Linked DNA regions of Mus musculus: region 2 is linked to region 1. A link is a loop called in an ENCODE intact Hi-C map of the cell type or tissue named here. Cell type or tissue: left cerebral cortex. All regions are shown on one strand. Links, peaks and the distances in the headings refer to the core of each region. The heading gives the core; the rest is flanking DNA.

Region 1 (7,904 bases), core at 1,219-6,218:
TAACAATACATGGTGATGCACGCGTCTAATCCCAGCACTTGGGAAGCTGGGGCAGGTTGACCTCTGTGAGTTCAAAGCCAGCCGGGTCTACATAGTGACTTGCAGGCAAACCAGGGCTACACAGTGAGACCCTGCCTCAAAATATATGAATAAAAATAAATAAATATGAAAGTTGGAACTTCCCTGCTTGAATGTTCAGATTAGATTTTCAGTTCATTCAAGACAGCAGAGCATCCTCCCCTCTGTGGTTTGAGAACAGACGTGTTTGCAATAGCACAAGTCACAGCATCTTTGGTTTTCAGAATTAAGGAAGATGATTTCATATTATAACAATCAGGTAAAATACCACAGATATTTCAGGTAAGGGACTACTCCCTTTACTTTTCTTAGATTCTTGTTAAAGGGCATTGCATTCTCACATCTATGCACATGTTTGGATTGATGCCTTAGAATTGATGCAGGGCATAAATACATCAGTAATTCTTTATAATACTATGATTTTATTTTAATACTTCATTATGTATTTGCCATTTTTATTTAATATTTATTATTTATGTAATATTTTCTTTAGCATGCAGTATAACTTCCATTGGCTCATTCTCACAAGCCACAAGCAGAACTGGGAACGGAGCTCAGTGTTAGCATGAACAAAGACTTGGGTTTGGTTCCCAGCATCTTTCCTGCCCTGTGCAAAAGAGTCTCAGTCAGTGACTGTCTAGGACAGATACTGAACTCATCTGGCTAGTATTTATATAAAAAAGGTGGGATAATAATTGTGCTACCAACAGCTAACCTAGGCCAAAAGAGGGTAGTGCCCTGATTCAGTACAAGTAAGATGCAAGTACTTAGTGGCAAAGATGTGGGCTTACTTAGGCAACATATGAAGCACATGAACTATGTGCCTTCGTTAAATGGGCAGGTTGGTTAAAGAGCTAAAGAAAAAAAATGTCCTCGATAGACCCATAGTTTTAAACCTCAAAGCCTTATCACAGCTTTGATTCTTTGTATAATGGTTTCCCTGATTGCACCTTATTTAGTTGTGAAAACTATAACTAAGATGATTGGTACATGATAGATAGGCTGCATATAGATAGATTATAGATATATAAAAGACATTTAATTGATACATGACAGATGATAGGCAGCTTATAGGTCTATAGATTGTAGACAGGTGAGAAATGATTAGAGAAAGATGGTAGATAGATGACACCATAGATGTAGACAGATAGCTAAGGCAGATTACAGATGATGGAAGGACAGACGGATAAATGGATACATGGTAGATTATAGATAGATGAGGTGATAAAGGGAAGGTATATGGATAGATAATAGGTAGATACCTAAAAGACAGACAGGTTACTTCTGGTTCAACTTACTAACCTTTCATCTTTCTCAGCCGAAAATAGATTAATCTACATACTGTGCAATACTTCCAATTTTGACACTGTGGTGAGCTATATAAAGCAGCATTGTGATGTATGTATCATAGAAGTCAGATGAAGCAGGTAGGGATTTAAGAATATAAGGCTGAAATTGCAGAGCCCTTGGAATCCTTGTGGAGTGACACTGCCAGTCCTCAAACCTGGGTGAAGTTCAGTTTGCTCAGCAAGAAGAGGGTAATAATTAGTAATAACCACTTTACTTACTTGACATGTGGATGGAATGTCCATTGTATGTGCATTTTATTTAGTGTTGACTTGTAAAAATAAAGATTACCAAGCTAAATTTGAATTTCTGAAATACAATTTTTAGTCTAAGGATTTAATATAACTCATGCAATATAGAGACATACATGAAACACAATTAGTTGTTTAATTCAATTTTTATTTGTTACAGTTGACATCCACAGTTGACTTAATCGTAAGGTCAGAGAAAATACCATTGTAAATTAAATTTAGACAACACAAAACACTACCATCAAAAACAACAGCAACAGCTCTCTAGTGGACGGCACATCCCACTCTGAGGTCTGAGAGCACAGTATCACATCTTCTCTGTGTTGCTTTGTGGATGCAACCTCTCTGTAAAGAGCATGGATGGATGATCACTATTGGGTAAATGTTTGCAGCAGACTACAGAGCATCCCTCTGTTCCAGTGTGGTCTCAGTGGCTAGTTCACTGTTCTTCCCTGATGAGGAGGGAAGATCTGTAAAGGATACTCTAGGATGTTATTGTCTGTAGCACTATCCTGAGGGTGGTGTCAGCAACATCAATCCCTTCTGGACAATGTTTGATCTTAATTATACACAGAATATATCCATTTCTTAACTCTATTTACTTAAAGACATTAAATTGATGCATCTACTCAAATAGAATGGTTTTAAATCCTCATTCTGTGCTACAAAAGAAAAGAAATGTTTTATTAAGTCAGCAAATATATTCAAAAAGGCCTACAACTAGGCCACAAAGTTATAAGATATTTGCCAAAATGATGGCATAGCCAACCTCTTCTGGGAGACTAGCTGCCATATGCAGCCATGCTACCAGCCCAGACTCAGAGAAACCATTGGATTAGAGTTGTAAACTGGAATTTTTGTCTATGATAAATGAGTGGGCCAGATTGACATATTTCTAATATAAGGATATTGCTTTTTAAACATACAACCTCAATAGAAAAACTTATATTCAAAGCAGTTATTGTATTTCTTATATTTTTGTTCTATTTTTCCTAGAAGAATCTCAAAGGGTATACAATTTCAAAGTCTATGGTTTTTGGACCATAATCATTTTCCTATAAGGCTCTCTGTTGCCCAGTCATAATTCTGAGCATCTGATATCTAGTGTTCTTGGCTCTTCTGAAACCCATGACTTCTAGAACTCTGAAATTCTTTTAAAAAGTGGGTCACACTTGAAAACAGAAGGAATACACAATTAAGAGCGACATCTGGCCTTGTACTGGGCTCACCACACACACTCTGTCTCACTCTTCTCAACATCCCAGAAGGTTATGTAAATTATGAAGACCAAAAGACTAAACAGTTTGGTCAATGGCACACAGCTGGCGTTGAGCAGCTCTGCATTTATACTTATGGATGTCTGCATCCAAAGTCCTGTCTGTTGCCTCAAATGAATGGAAACTTTTCTTAGGCAAATTATGCACAAGATATGCAAAAGTGTTGCTTCATGCTTCAGTATCTTCCCTTGGATGCCAGAAAGCTTCTTGGTTTGAACTAGTCAGAAAACTCTCCTTTTCTCCTTGACATATGAATTCATTTCCTTTAGCCTTATCACTTTTTGCTAGAGCACTGGACAGATCTAAGCTATGGAGACTTTTCTAGGAAAGGACACTGATTGGCAGTTTTCAACCTAAAGAGAAAATAAAGGTGGGCTTTTGAAATGCCTAAATCTCAAAATATAGACAGGAAAACTTTTGCAGAACTGAAGTCGGGACCCAGAGCTCAATGTGGGTTGCATCTCCTCAGCTCTCAGGACTCTTAGCAGACATCTAAAGATGAGTTTGACTTTGAAGAATACATAGGCATAAATATTTGTACTGTTAAAAGGGATATATTTTATTTACTGATTACTGAAGAAAGATACACTGTGCTAAGTGAGATTTCATTTTCATTTTATTTATAAAATAATACTGTCCCCACATTTTGAAGCTACAGGTCATTTTCTATAAAACAAAACTCTTAAGTGTGGAAGGACACACAGACTCTTGGTTGATTTGTGGCACTGTAAGGCAGTCTGTAAGACACACTGAGGACAGCACTACTCTGGATTTTCTGCAAGGTCATCTTTAGTGCTGACTTCCAAGGACCTGTAGATTTCCATCTGTTCTGTTCGCTGACCACATCAACGCCACAGCATGCTGCCCTCACCCTTCCACGGGGCATCTTCTTCAGGTTTTCATCATTTTCACTCTCTTAGCATAAGGTTATGGCATTCATGAGTGTGGATGCTAGACCTTTCCCCTTATTTTCATAAATGCTGAAACTCAGAAGTGAGCCTGCCCCTTGCCCACTGCTTCCGTCTCCTTAGCCATTGCCATCAATATGCTTGAGTTAGTCTGCTGAATCCCTGCCTGGTTTCATTCTCCTCACTGTATGCACAGGCCAGGGCATCCATATCCTCAAACAATTTACAAGATGTATTTCTCTACAATGGCATATTATGGTCTGGCAAGGGGAAAAATGTTTCTATGATGTTCTTTTCTGGAAGAGGTTGAGATGCCAGCTCAGAGCAAACCATGCCAATGACTTGAAGCTCGGGTGCTTGGCTCATACTGCTACTGCCTCCAAGTGGCCCTCCCAGATGCTCACAATAATGATCAGCTAACAGAGGGATGAGAGTTTTCGTGAAAAAGCATACCACTTCGGTGTAATGGTGTACAGGGCAGTGGATATTCAACGCAGATGAGTTCTTACCCACCTGCTGATATCAGTCATAACACACCATTCAAAATCAGCTGAGTCTCTTCTGAAAAGAACATGTTCTGGGACATTACACCTCAGCTTGCTAATTTAAGCAGTGTAAGGGTAGAAAACAACCACTCTGAGCAGTGGAGATGACTTCTAATTATCAAGGTTTTGTGTGAATTAAAACATGATGTACTATTTTCCACTAAATACCTAGCAGATAATTGGGGCTTAGTGCACTGTAGCAATTTCCCTTCTGAGTGAAGGCTTTGGATGGAGACACTGGACAAACATTATAAACACCCTGCACCCCAAAGCAGAAAGACAGCTCATTGTTGCTCATCAGGAAAAACATCAAGGTTCACTGTCCTTTTTTTCCTGTTAACTATCCACTAGCATTATGGGAATTGTGCAAGTTACTGACCAAATCCAATAAAGGTCCTAATAATTATAAAAGAGTAAATGATATAAAATTTCCCCAAATGTATCATATTTAATCATTTCCTCAGAAAAGACAAGGAAAGTCAAGAAGAAGAAAAAAAGCTTTGAAAAACTCAAAGAATCACGTATTTTCTCCAGGGTTATGTAATGGAGTCTCAGTATGAACTATTCTGCTTTTCTGTGAAGTAACTCTTTATCCAAAAATTATTAGAAAAGTGCCAGGGATATTTCTTGGTCAGAAGCCAAGTTGTGGCAATATCTCCTCATTTTAAAAGGTTTTTTTTTTTTGCTTTAAATTTACATGAAGCAGTTTTCTTACCAATTTTATCATAAGGAGGAGTAGGTGGGGGTGGAAATGCTATTTGTGGATTAGCTTTTCAAGAAAAGATGATCTGAAATACTCCAAAAGATGAACCAAATAAAACAGCATCTGAAAGGCTGTTTTAAATGATAGGTCACACAATTCCTGTCCACATATCAACTGATCAAGCTGTAGGTATAAACAAATGATCATTTTCATGTGACCATTTCAAATTTAACTGAAAAGACTGTTTTTCCTGGCAATAATGACTGAGATTTGGGGACAAACACCTCAGAAGACAAACCTTCCAAAGAGAGGCTCCTCAAACATGAGCGCATACGCCCCACTGTAGGGAAATTTAGCAAGCTGATCGCTCAGCACTGTTCTCTGAGTTTCTGCTCTGTCACTAATTTGGACTGTACATACATTTCAAGCTATGTTTAAGCAAACCCAGTTACCATGGTGACATGATACCCCTTTTAAATTCAGTAAGCAATATCTAATTTAGTGGGTTAACTATTTGGGTGCAAGTTACAGACAGACTGATGAGAAACATCACCCAGCTATTTTTTTTTTTAATTGCCCTACCTCTGACCTGGTCCATCTTTTCCTCATTTAGACTGAATCTAATTTTTTTCTACATGATTAACTGGATGATTCCGCTTTTCTGAAACTGGCTGCAGGACTTTAAAAATAACACAGCGAGGCGAGCAACTTCTCCTCTTTAGGAGAGAAGAAACTTTAACATAGGAAAACAAGCAAATCATTTTTAAAGAATTTCCTCGCTAGCCCTCATTAGATATGACATTTTCAAAATAAATCCCTAATATTAGAGCTTGTTGGGCTCTCTAATTTTAGTCTTTTCCCTCCCACACCCAGTCACGAGCTTTGCATTTCAGAGTTGCACTCTCTGGCTTAAGAATGAGAGAGCTTTTTACATGGTTAACAGTACACAAGTCCATGTTGAAAAAAACAGGATGTGTGTGTGTGTGTGTGTGTGTGTGTGTGTGTGTGTGTGTGTGTGAGTGATGAGCAATATGTTCTCTACTAAGGAAGCAGAATCTTAATTTTAAATTATTTCTTCAGAATTTCTTCATGTCATATTACCCATCCATTCCACTCCAATGGATCCTTCGAATCATTTGCTCTTCTTACAATTTTGGTACCCTCTTTCTCCTCTCTATCACACTGCCCTTTTGTTATATTCAAATACTTGGGCATCATTTAGTGGAGGACAGGATAAGATCTTTTCCTTAACCCCAGGGCACTGTCTCTGTGAAGCTGTGGACACTGGAGGGCTACATAGTCTTCACATAGAAATATTCCAAGCCAAATCAGCATCCTCTCTGGCTAGCATAGGTGAGCTCTCTCTGAGCAAATGTGTTGTGTTGTATTTTGAAAGTATCAGTGGATTGTTAATCTGGGAAAGGTATATATAACAAGTAAATACATGATCAGTAAGGTTACTATAAATAAATTCTTAGCTGTGATTTATTTCTTCAGAGATACTTGCCTTGTGGATATTTTTCTAAAAGTTCTCTTGATCTTTATATCATGTGACATTATTTCTATGTCTCTGTATCTATAGACCAGATCACCTATCAGTCTGTTTATCCATTCCTTTAGCTCTGCTTTTTGACAAACAAATATAATTCCTTTATAATAGGATACATTTTGCCTCAACCTTTAAGGGGTTTAATAACTAACTGGATGGGTGTTAATAAATAAGATATCAATTAATTATAGCTTAAATGCCTGTTAATAAGAAAAAACAATGGGCATAATCCTTTCAAATACCATTGGAGATTTAACTGTAGCACTCCTGTGTTTTGTGAGTCAACTACTTACCCTACATTTCCATTCTGAGTAACTTGAACCCTTGGCCCCTGCTCTTATCAATTCCATCAATGTTGGATGCTCTGTCTCTTTTTTTTTGACTGTTACTCTCCTCTACTGCTTCTTACATCATTTTTGTGATTTACTTCATCAAACTCATCTTAGAAATACAAACTCCTGAATGATACTAACCCTGGTCTCGATGTGTAATGTTCCTTTTGTGCGTCAGCCCTACTTCCCTGTTCCCATGGAGCATGTTTTCTGGTTCTTCCTAGAATTGATCATTTTAATCACAATTTACAAAGTAAATATTTCATATGAATTTATCTTATGTTATCATCCATGAATCTTATTAAAGAAGGCAGTACTATTATTACATCTTTAATTAATGATAATGAAATACTCTTCGCGCAGACTTATGCAGTGACGTATGATTAATTGAAAGACATGAATCAGTTCTATTTAACATTAAAGCTCTTAGCCCATACATTATCTTGGATGAAGTACTTGCTGGCTTGACGATGGAAGCATAAGCTGCCAGAGAGGACAATGTGCTGCAGAAGATGGCAATTGAAAAGCAAATATAGGCAGTGCAGGCTGATAAGACCTAACCAAAGCTCTGACAGAGTTAGGTGCACTCAGGCCTTTCTTTCTCCACCTATGGGGCCCAGGGAAGTAAGAACCCTTGTGGGCTACGGGATAACCGTGCAAAGCCAGCATGTGTGCGTCTTCCACATGTGCTCCACCAAATGGCAAAGGGAAAGTAGTGGCATGGGTAGCAGAGTGAGAGCATTTTCCCGTGCCCAGGAAATCAGCTCAGGAGGCTTGCCAGTTATTATATATCACAGTTTCTTAAATTTTTCAAATTCATGACCCCTTTTGCCCATGAAAGTTTTATGATTCCAGATACACAGGTCCATAAAGTAGGTACCCAAATCAAATGTCTATTCATAAGAAAACATCTA
Region 2 (7,904 bases), core at 1,024-6,023, 420 kb after region 1:
TAGACAAACTCTCTTTAGTTGGAAAGTTCACCTTCCTAAAGGACATTATAACAATATCATACAGCATATATTAAATAATGTTATGTAATTTAAAATAACTATGCTAGGGTCATTTATTCTCCTGGTCTATTTAAATTTACTCTAACTTAATCTTTATAGCAACAGTATAATGTAAAACTATTATAACCCCATTTACATGTAAGAAAATCAGACAGAAAGAGGTTAAATCACTTGCCAAGTCTCCACAGGAAGTGAGTTTTGCAACTAGAATTTAGCTCTGGCACTCAGCTTTCAGAACCATATTCCTAACTACTCCATTATTCTTCACTTGGTCCTTCTCTGACAGTGGAATTTTGGTAGAATTTTGGAGTAGCACATTTTTAACACAATAAATGATGATCATCAGATCATACTGTGACTCCTGTTATAGTCACAGAAATGTGTGTGTGTGTGTGTGTTCAATTCAGAAAAGACTTCTTAAGAATTCCAGTTACAGGAAAAAAATCTAAAATAGAAACTTGCAAGTTTCTGCTTCATCTGTGTTTACCATTCACTTAAGACCCTGGACAATCAAATTCATTTTCATATGGAAAGCTTGGGGTGGTATCCTTTGAATCAGAAATTGTCCTAAATCAGCCCTTGGCCTGAAAATGAGGATGGAATGAGGGAGGCTGTGGAGTCTTGAAAACTAGCTGTTCCAAATCCAACAGCCATTGGTTACACAGCAAGCCCTCTTGTCCTCTACCAAAACACCTAAAAGACTATTCACCTCCAGGCAGCCCTGGACACAGGCAACCACAACTAACAGTATGGAGCTCTCTGCTGGCTCCTGCTCTTTTACTTAATTTTTTTCTTTCTTTTCCTTTTTTTCCTCTCCCCCCACCCCTTGCTTTGTGCACTAGCCTGACATTTCTCTTTGTTCCTATGGGCATGTATCCAGCTCCCTCCCACAGATCTCTTGCCTGGCAAGCAGAGTGTCGACTCCCAACATGATTCTGCCCCCACAGAGCATGCAGCGTGTGCTATGCTGTGGGTGGCAGAGGAGAAAGGAGCCATGGCAGCCCTAGAAATATCAATCTCCCTGGTGCCATTATGCAGGGTCTCAACACCTCTACGGGGTTCTAAGCAAAGTGGATGTGTCAGTGCAAGAAAGCGGTTAGCCTTGTTTAGTGCACTCTGGCTGAGGCAGGACCTGGTGGGAGGGATGGAGAGAGTTAGGCCCTTTGCACTCTGGGAGCTTTGTAGAAGGATGAAGTAGCAGCTATGATACAGGAGTATGATAGTGAGATGCAGTACATGATGTTACATATATTAAACGATGTTGTCCTATAGTTAAATTTTTAATAATTTTTAATAATAATAATCTATTTAGTCCTCTGATTAAATATGGAAAGGATATATTCCTTAAAGGAAAAAAGATCGTGGTCAAGGATACAATCTAGCAGTCATGTTCAATGGAAGATGTTCATGTAGCTGTAGAGTCTTATAGAAGAAAATCAAGGAGCCTCTATCATTTCTCCCGGACTTCTTATCAAAGGCTACATAGTAATGTTCTATCTTTAGCCATTGACAAATGTCATAAAACCAGAAGCTTTCTGCATTTATACCTATTTTAAGCATGTGTGATAGTGTGAGATGGGCTAAATAACATTTCCCAACATTAAAAATACCTGAAAGGTGGCTAGTGCTTATCAGAGATTTACATCTCACAAGAACCTCGTGCTTTTGGTTTTAAGAGCTGGGGACTAGAGTACGAGACTTGCTCAAATTTTCTTGGCCAGTTATCTGGATAATGCAGTACTGATATCCAGTTCATGTGATGCCAAAGTCTGTCATGGTTCCAGGAGAAATGATTCTCTTATACAGAAATAAAGTGTTTTCCCAGATCTTTAAAAATGCAGACTGTCTAAAGCTACGAAGAAATCCAATATGAAGACTCAATACCTAAACTGAGCCTGGCTTTGTGATTTTCCTATAGTTACTACTCAACTACTGGATGCCTTGCCGAAAATCACTGCAACATCCTCTGCATCTCTAACAACTGCACACACCATGTCACTGCTTCAAGGTATGATTTCTGTGTATCTAAATGGAAAGTTCTTCTACATTACTGTTCTTTGTGAAATAAGCACAATCCATCTTCATTTGTGAAACATACTCTTGCAGGGTGAGGAAAAAATTTGCATTTGCAACATCATAACTATAAATCATGAATATTTCCTTAAATGGGAGTAGAGGGAGAGTTATGTGGATTAACGTATCTATCAAAGGTGACTGAGTTGTTTTCTTTCTCAAAATAACAGATACTGAGGATAGGAAGATTGCAACCACTCCATCAACCACCCCCTCCTATTCCAGTGAGTAACATGTGTATCTCCGTTCATGGAAGTAGACGTGCAGAGTATGCAAATGACAACAGTGGAGGGATGGAGCTGCGGATAACCTGTTTTCAATGTTACTCAGCATGTAACTCCATTATAACCCAAACTACAGCCTGATTGAAGAATTCTTCATAAGCCTGATCTTAGTTACCACACCATGGCCATTTTCTTTCTCTTTTTTCTTTTGTTTTTCTTTTCCACTTTTGTCCTACAGTAAGAAATTACCAGAAAAGACAAAAATATAGCTTAATGGAAGTGTATTCAGCTAAGGCAAAATCTCCAATCTCCACACTAGTAACGTTTTATTTAAATCACCATGCCAAATGCCTTCAACATATTCATCATTTGTCAATTAAATATTCTTAAAGCAAATAACTTATTAAAAATGCCTTTTTAACCTTGATGGAGTTTTATCTTATTGATTGTAATTAATTTTATTTTAACATAAACATATATAAGCAATATAACACCTTACAGATGTGCTAAGATTGACTAAAGAATATTCAAATAGTTATAGTTTCCTTAGTAATTAATTAACAGCGAAGTGAATGTATGTGGAGCTGGAATTCCATGTGATTATTTTTGTTTCAGTAAAACCATTTCATTGAATGATATATCACAGAAAGAACTGACTCGTTGATTAATGCCATTTTTATTTTGAAATACTAATAATGTCACACAAAATCCATCTTAAAGTGTGCTTAACCATTGACTCTTTCTTTGTCTTGTTTCTTTTTTCCTTGTTTAAAAGTTGGTTATTTTATTTATTAACATTTCAAATGTTATCTCCCTTCCCTTCCTGGTTTCCCCTCCACAAACCCCCATCCATCCTCCTTACCCACTGCTTCTATAAGGTGTTCCTCCACCCACCCACCCACTCCCACCTCACCACCCTAGCATTCCACTGAGCTGGGGCATGGAGCCTTCACAGGACCAAGGACCTCTCCTCCCATTGATGCCAAATAAGGCCATCCTTTGCTATATATGCAGCTGGAGCCATGGGTCCCTCCATGTATACTCTTTGGTTGGTGGTTTAGTTCCTGGGAGCTCTGGGGGGTCTGGGTGTTGATGTTGTTCTTCCTATGGTGATAATGAAGTGTAACCTACCCTAACAATAAGTTGAAATATCATTGCCCCTTGATAAATAGGTAAGAGGCAAGAATGCAAGTAGATGGGATACCTGACTAATTCCCCACACACTGATCCTTTGCTACAATCACTAAACTTTTACCCTTGCAAACGACTATCACTGTAAACTCAAAGCAAAACAAAAACAAAACAAAACAAAAACTCTCTTGTTAATGAAAACAGGGAAACCTTCCTCTAATTCACAACAGCAACACACCCTTAAAACACATGGACATGTGTGCATACCTAACTATTTTGAGCTATGTTGTTAGACTTTCTAAAATGCTATTTGATTCATCTATTTATGTTTTTTCACAATTTTCTATTTTTAAGGCAACATGTTGAAAAGATATTCACAAGTCTCAGCCTTAGAATTAGAACCATCCAGTAATCTGCATCTTTTTTTCAAGTAATTTTATTATAAAATACAAAAATATATATAATAAAGAGAACAGTTGCCTCTAGTCTCCTCTTTCCTTATTCCCCAAGCCTCCAGGAAGAAGGAAAGCCATCTCTCTGAGGTTTGGTAGTTTGTTTAAGAAAGGTTACAAGGGTGACATCAAGTGGATATGTCAGAAATGACAAGCAGAGCAAACCCATAAATCAGATTCATCATTGCCTGAAATATACTAGTGGTTTGATAGGATGTTGTTTCAAGGGGAAAGCACACGTGTCCTATCTGGTGTGGTCTCTTTGTATGGAATCAGCACTACTCGAGCTAACAATGTGCCCAATACTTTTCAGGTATCATTTTGCCTGTGGTTATCGCGCTGGTTGTTATAACACTCTTGGTATTTACTCTGGTGGGTTTGTATCGAATATGCTGGAAGAGAGACCCAGGTAAGGACTGGCCTTTTGTTTCATTTCATTTTTTCCCCCAAAAGTAGAATGGGTGGTTGCTTAGTGCGACTGTGACCTTCAACTGTCAGAAGGAGAAGTGTTATAGTGAAGACAGACAAAGAACGGGGGACCAGGTGGAGAAAGTCTCTCCACACTGTTGGCAGAAGCAGTGTTTAAGGTTTGTTAGTAGAGCAAATATAGATAAGCAATTCATGCTAGCGAAACACCTCCAATGGTGAAGATAGTCATAGGTACATGCTTCAAATGCCGGGTACAATAGGATGCATGGTCAGAGCAAGCAAAGGTGTATGGAAATTTAGCTTAGAAGTCCGTCATCTCAAGAATCAGGCTTCGGGACCCCTTCCTGTCCTTAAGAGGCTCAGTGTCTTTCCAACATAGCTATCTTCCATGGCAGTGTTCTGTACTTTATCCTTTCTTTAAATAAACTTTCTATTCTAGAGTAGATCAAATTATTATTTTAAAGCGAATAAGTTATAAAGATAAGATATTTCCTCATATTCCTTATCTATCATCCCCATCAACATCACCACCATTATCATCTACTACAACAATAACGACAGCATCATGTTCTCATAATCAGCTTAGCTTAGGACAGTAGATTTGTTGGAGCAAAAGAACCAATGTTAATGAATTATTCTAAACAAAATTCTCTATTTTATTCATATTCCTTCTTTCTTTCTTTCTTTCTTTAGTTGTTTCTCAAGTCCAAGGGTTATGCTGTCTTTTGACTTGATGCTTTGGCCACGCCTGCCTCTGCTTGCTTAGCTCTGCCATGTTACTCCAGTTCATCTGCCCATTTCCAGACCTCTGCCCTGGACTTGCTGTGAAGTTCAAGTCTTCATACATTTATCCATACTTGTCCTTTTCCTGGAACATCAACCCCACCCACCCCTTGGCTTTTAGAACACATTTGCAACTTACCCTATAGGATTCCACCTACAATAATCTATTGTACCTTTTGATGACACAGCACTTCATTAAGCAGAACACATCATACTTTTAACCTTTTTTGGTTGACAAAATTGGGTGACAGCTTCATGGTGCAGTAGAATTTTTACTCTGTTCTGTGCCTGCTTTGCCTGGAAGCCCATCAATCATTGTCCCGGGTTAAACCACAAAAACTTCACCTTGCCTTTTGCTAGATATATAGCAGTAGACTTTATTCTGTTTTAAAATGGCCATATTCCCTTAATTTTCATTCTATTTCACTAACAAAATTCTACCTGAGCCTCTTAAGCTAGTAAGAAGGTAAAAGGTGTTTATTTTTATACAGCGTATAAGCTGCACTCTTACTTTCTTACCCCAGGACACTAATGAATGTGGTTTAGGCCAGCCACTGACTGTGCATCTCACAGACAGGATTGTGGCAGCAAAAGAGAAGTTAAAGGAGCAACACAGAGGCATTCATTCAAGCTCTGGGTGGGAAATAAGAAAAAAATAAACAAACAAACAAACAAACAAAAACAGTGGGCTTTCCTGTAGAAATGAGGGGGTAAGCCTCGCAGTGTCTGAAAGATACTCTCTTATCCAGTTTCCAAAGAGAAAATACTACTTGCATAAACCAGCTTGCCTCCATGATTTTAACCCACCAATCTTATTTCTATGGGAATACAGTCATTACAGTTGAACCCAATGGGGAGTTGAGTCTGTAAAATGGATAAAAACTAATATGTTAAATCCACTTCTAAAAATACCGTGTACTGAAAAAGACTTGTTTAAACTGGAAAATTTTGAAAATGCATGAGTTAAAAGTGGCATTTTCTATTAAAGCTGACTCTAAAGGAATAAATCCTCATCGCGCTACAGTTATTCCCGGGATGGATGGAGTTCTAAAACGAAGTGTGGAAATTATATAATCGCCCAAATCTATTTGGTTACTGTTAGCCTTGTTTCCACACAGAATTTCAAGAATTGTTATCATTAAATGAGCTCCATTAAACACCTGCAGTTAATCACCCTTTGAGTATGTGGAGGAGAATTCATTATGTTCAGAAAATTAGTGAGCCCACTCTGCTCTCTGGAAAACAAAATGAATCAGAAATTGAAAATTAAGCTTATCTGAATAATGTTGATCGTAGATTGAGCTTTAACACAAGCATGACATATATACAGAAAGTTTGTTGGAAGATATCTATCTCTAATTAACCCACTGTTACCATAATCTAAGGAAACAAGCTAAAACAGGCATTCGGATATTTCTCAGCTCGCTCTGAAAGGAGGCTAAGTAATATCACATTGACACTTATGGTAGTAAATATTACTGCTGGATCCTGCTGATGGGTTAACATTGTAGGACATCATTAGTGCACAGCATGAGGTATGACAGGTTAATGCTAGGTAATTAGACTTCTAGTTGGATGTCTTGTTTTGGGAAACAGAAATAGAAGCAACCTAAATGTTAATGTTAGCCAAAATCTTTATTAAAAGAAAATATAGTAACATTTAAAGGCAGTAGAGAAATACCCCAGACGCCTAGCCCAACGATGAGCTTGGTTACATTTGACGAGAGACTGACACAGGAGCCAAATGGAATAGAATGGAATCAGGAGCAAAAGGGAAGAGTTAAACAGCTTAGCATCTGCTTCCTGGAAGCCAGGGTACTACAATATGAACCATTCTCAGAGCGAACTCACGGGGTTTCTGTCAGACGCTTGGGAGGCTGCCTGGCAGAGCATGCAAAAATTTAGCCACCTCGGTGGCACTTGGAAGGCCACTCACGAGAGGCTGGATCAGTGGGGTATAATCCAACACAAAGGAAATCTCCATCCTCACTCACCACAAATACAGGGATTTGTCTCGCAAAAAAAAAAAAAAAAAAAAAAGAGTAACGGTCAAAGGAAAATAGGAAAGTCTTTTCTCTGGTTGAAAAGGCAACTCAATGCTTTGAGAAGTTTCTCAGAGATATCACACACTTGGAAGTTTCTAGTGTCTGTGTGATAGACAATCCTAGAAGGTACAGTCTCAACGTTATGTGATACTCTATGGTAAAAATAAAACCAGAACTAACTTTCTTGTTGTTTCCATAACTGCCCCATGCCAGGCTAAGTGTTGACTATGCCTGAGGGAAGACCTCTGGGTAACAAGTAAAATGTAAAGAGGAAGCATCTAAGATCTCAGGTTTAATAACAACCATTTTCTTTTCTAGGCACTCCAGAAAACGGAAATGATCAGTAAGTCGGGCTACCCGATCTCCCCGAACCCCAACTTCCAATCCTGCCATTTACATGGAGAACATTTCTGAGATTATACTTAAATATATATATATATATATATATATATATTCATTTTTTTAAAAAATAGAGAAGCTACCATACATGGGTTTTAGCTACTTGTCAGAGCTACTTAAAGACAACTAAAAGAGAAAATTACTTTTAGGCATGGATAAAGTACGAGACAGAAAACAAGGGAAAAATGATGAAGAAAATATTACATGAAGGGGCAGAGAATAAATATAACTAAGCCAAAGTGATAAACCACACCTAGCATTTTAAGATAGTTTTCCTGGTGAGACGCTCAACATGTTCACCACAGCTA

The links. Peaks named below come from ENCODE experiments on the same cell type or tissue, not always from the same donor. Only the 100,000 strongest peaks of a DNase experiment are listed, where the experiment ranks them.
Region 2: a loop joins it to region 1, with 3 times the contacts of the local background. A loop is called at or near these places in 3 of 42 quality-filtered maps.

Annotation. Positions count from the first base shown.
Region 1 is chr3:136,990,667-136,998,570 of GRCm38, forward strand. No RefSeq gene overlaps it. Among named protein-coding and RNA genes, the nearest start is that of 1700006H20Rik, 39 kb to the left of the region's middle. In left cerebral cortex, for the core only: a CTCF peak has its summit at 4,244 (motif pointing left); DNase peaks (open chromatin) are centred at 3,031, 3,880, 4,247, 5,182 and 2 more places; H3K27ac peaks cover 2,344 bases.
Region 2 is chr3:137,414,743-137,422,646 of GRCm38, forward strand. Emcn (endomucin) reads left to right here. Exons shown (of 12, transcript NM_001163522.1): 6 at 1,979-2,068; 7 at 2,304-2,357; 8 at 4,254-4,349; 9 at 7,516-7,540. Among named protein-coding and RNA genes, the nearest start is that of Gm38650, 49 kb to the left of the region's middle. In left cerebral cortex, for the core only: a CTCF peak has its summit at 4,080; DNase peaks (open chromatin) are centred at 2,073, 2,342 and 4,068; H3K27ac peaks cover 1,492 bases.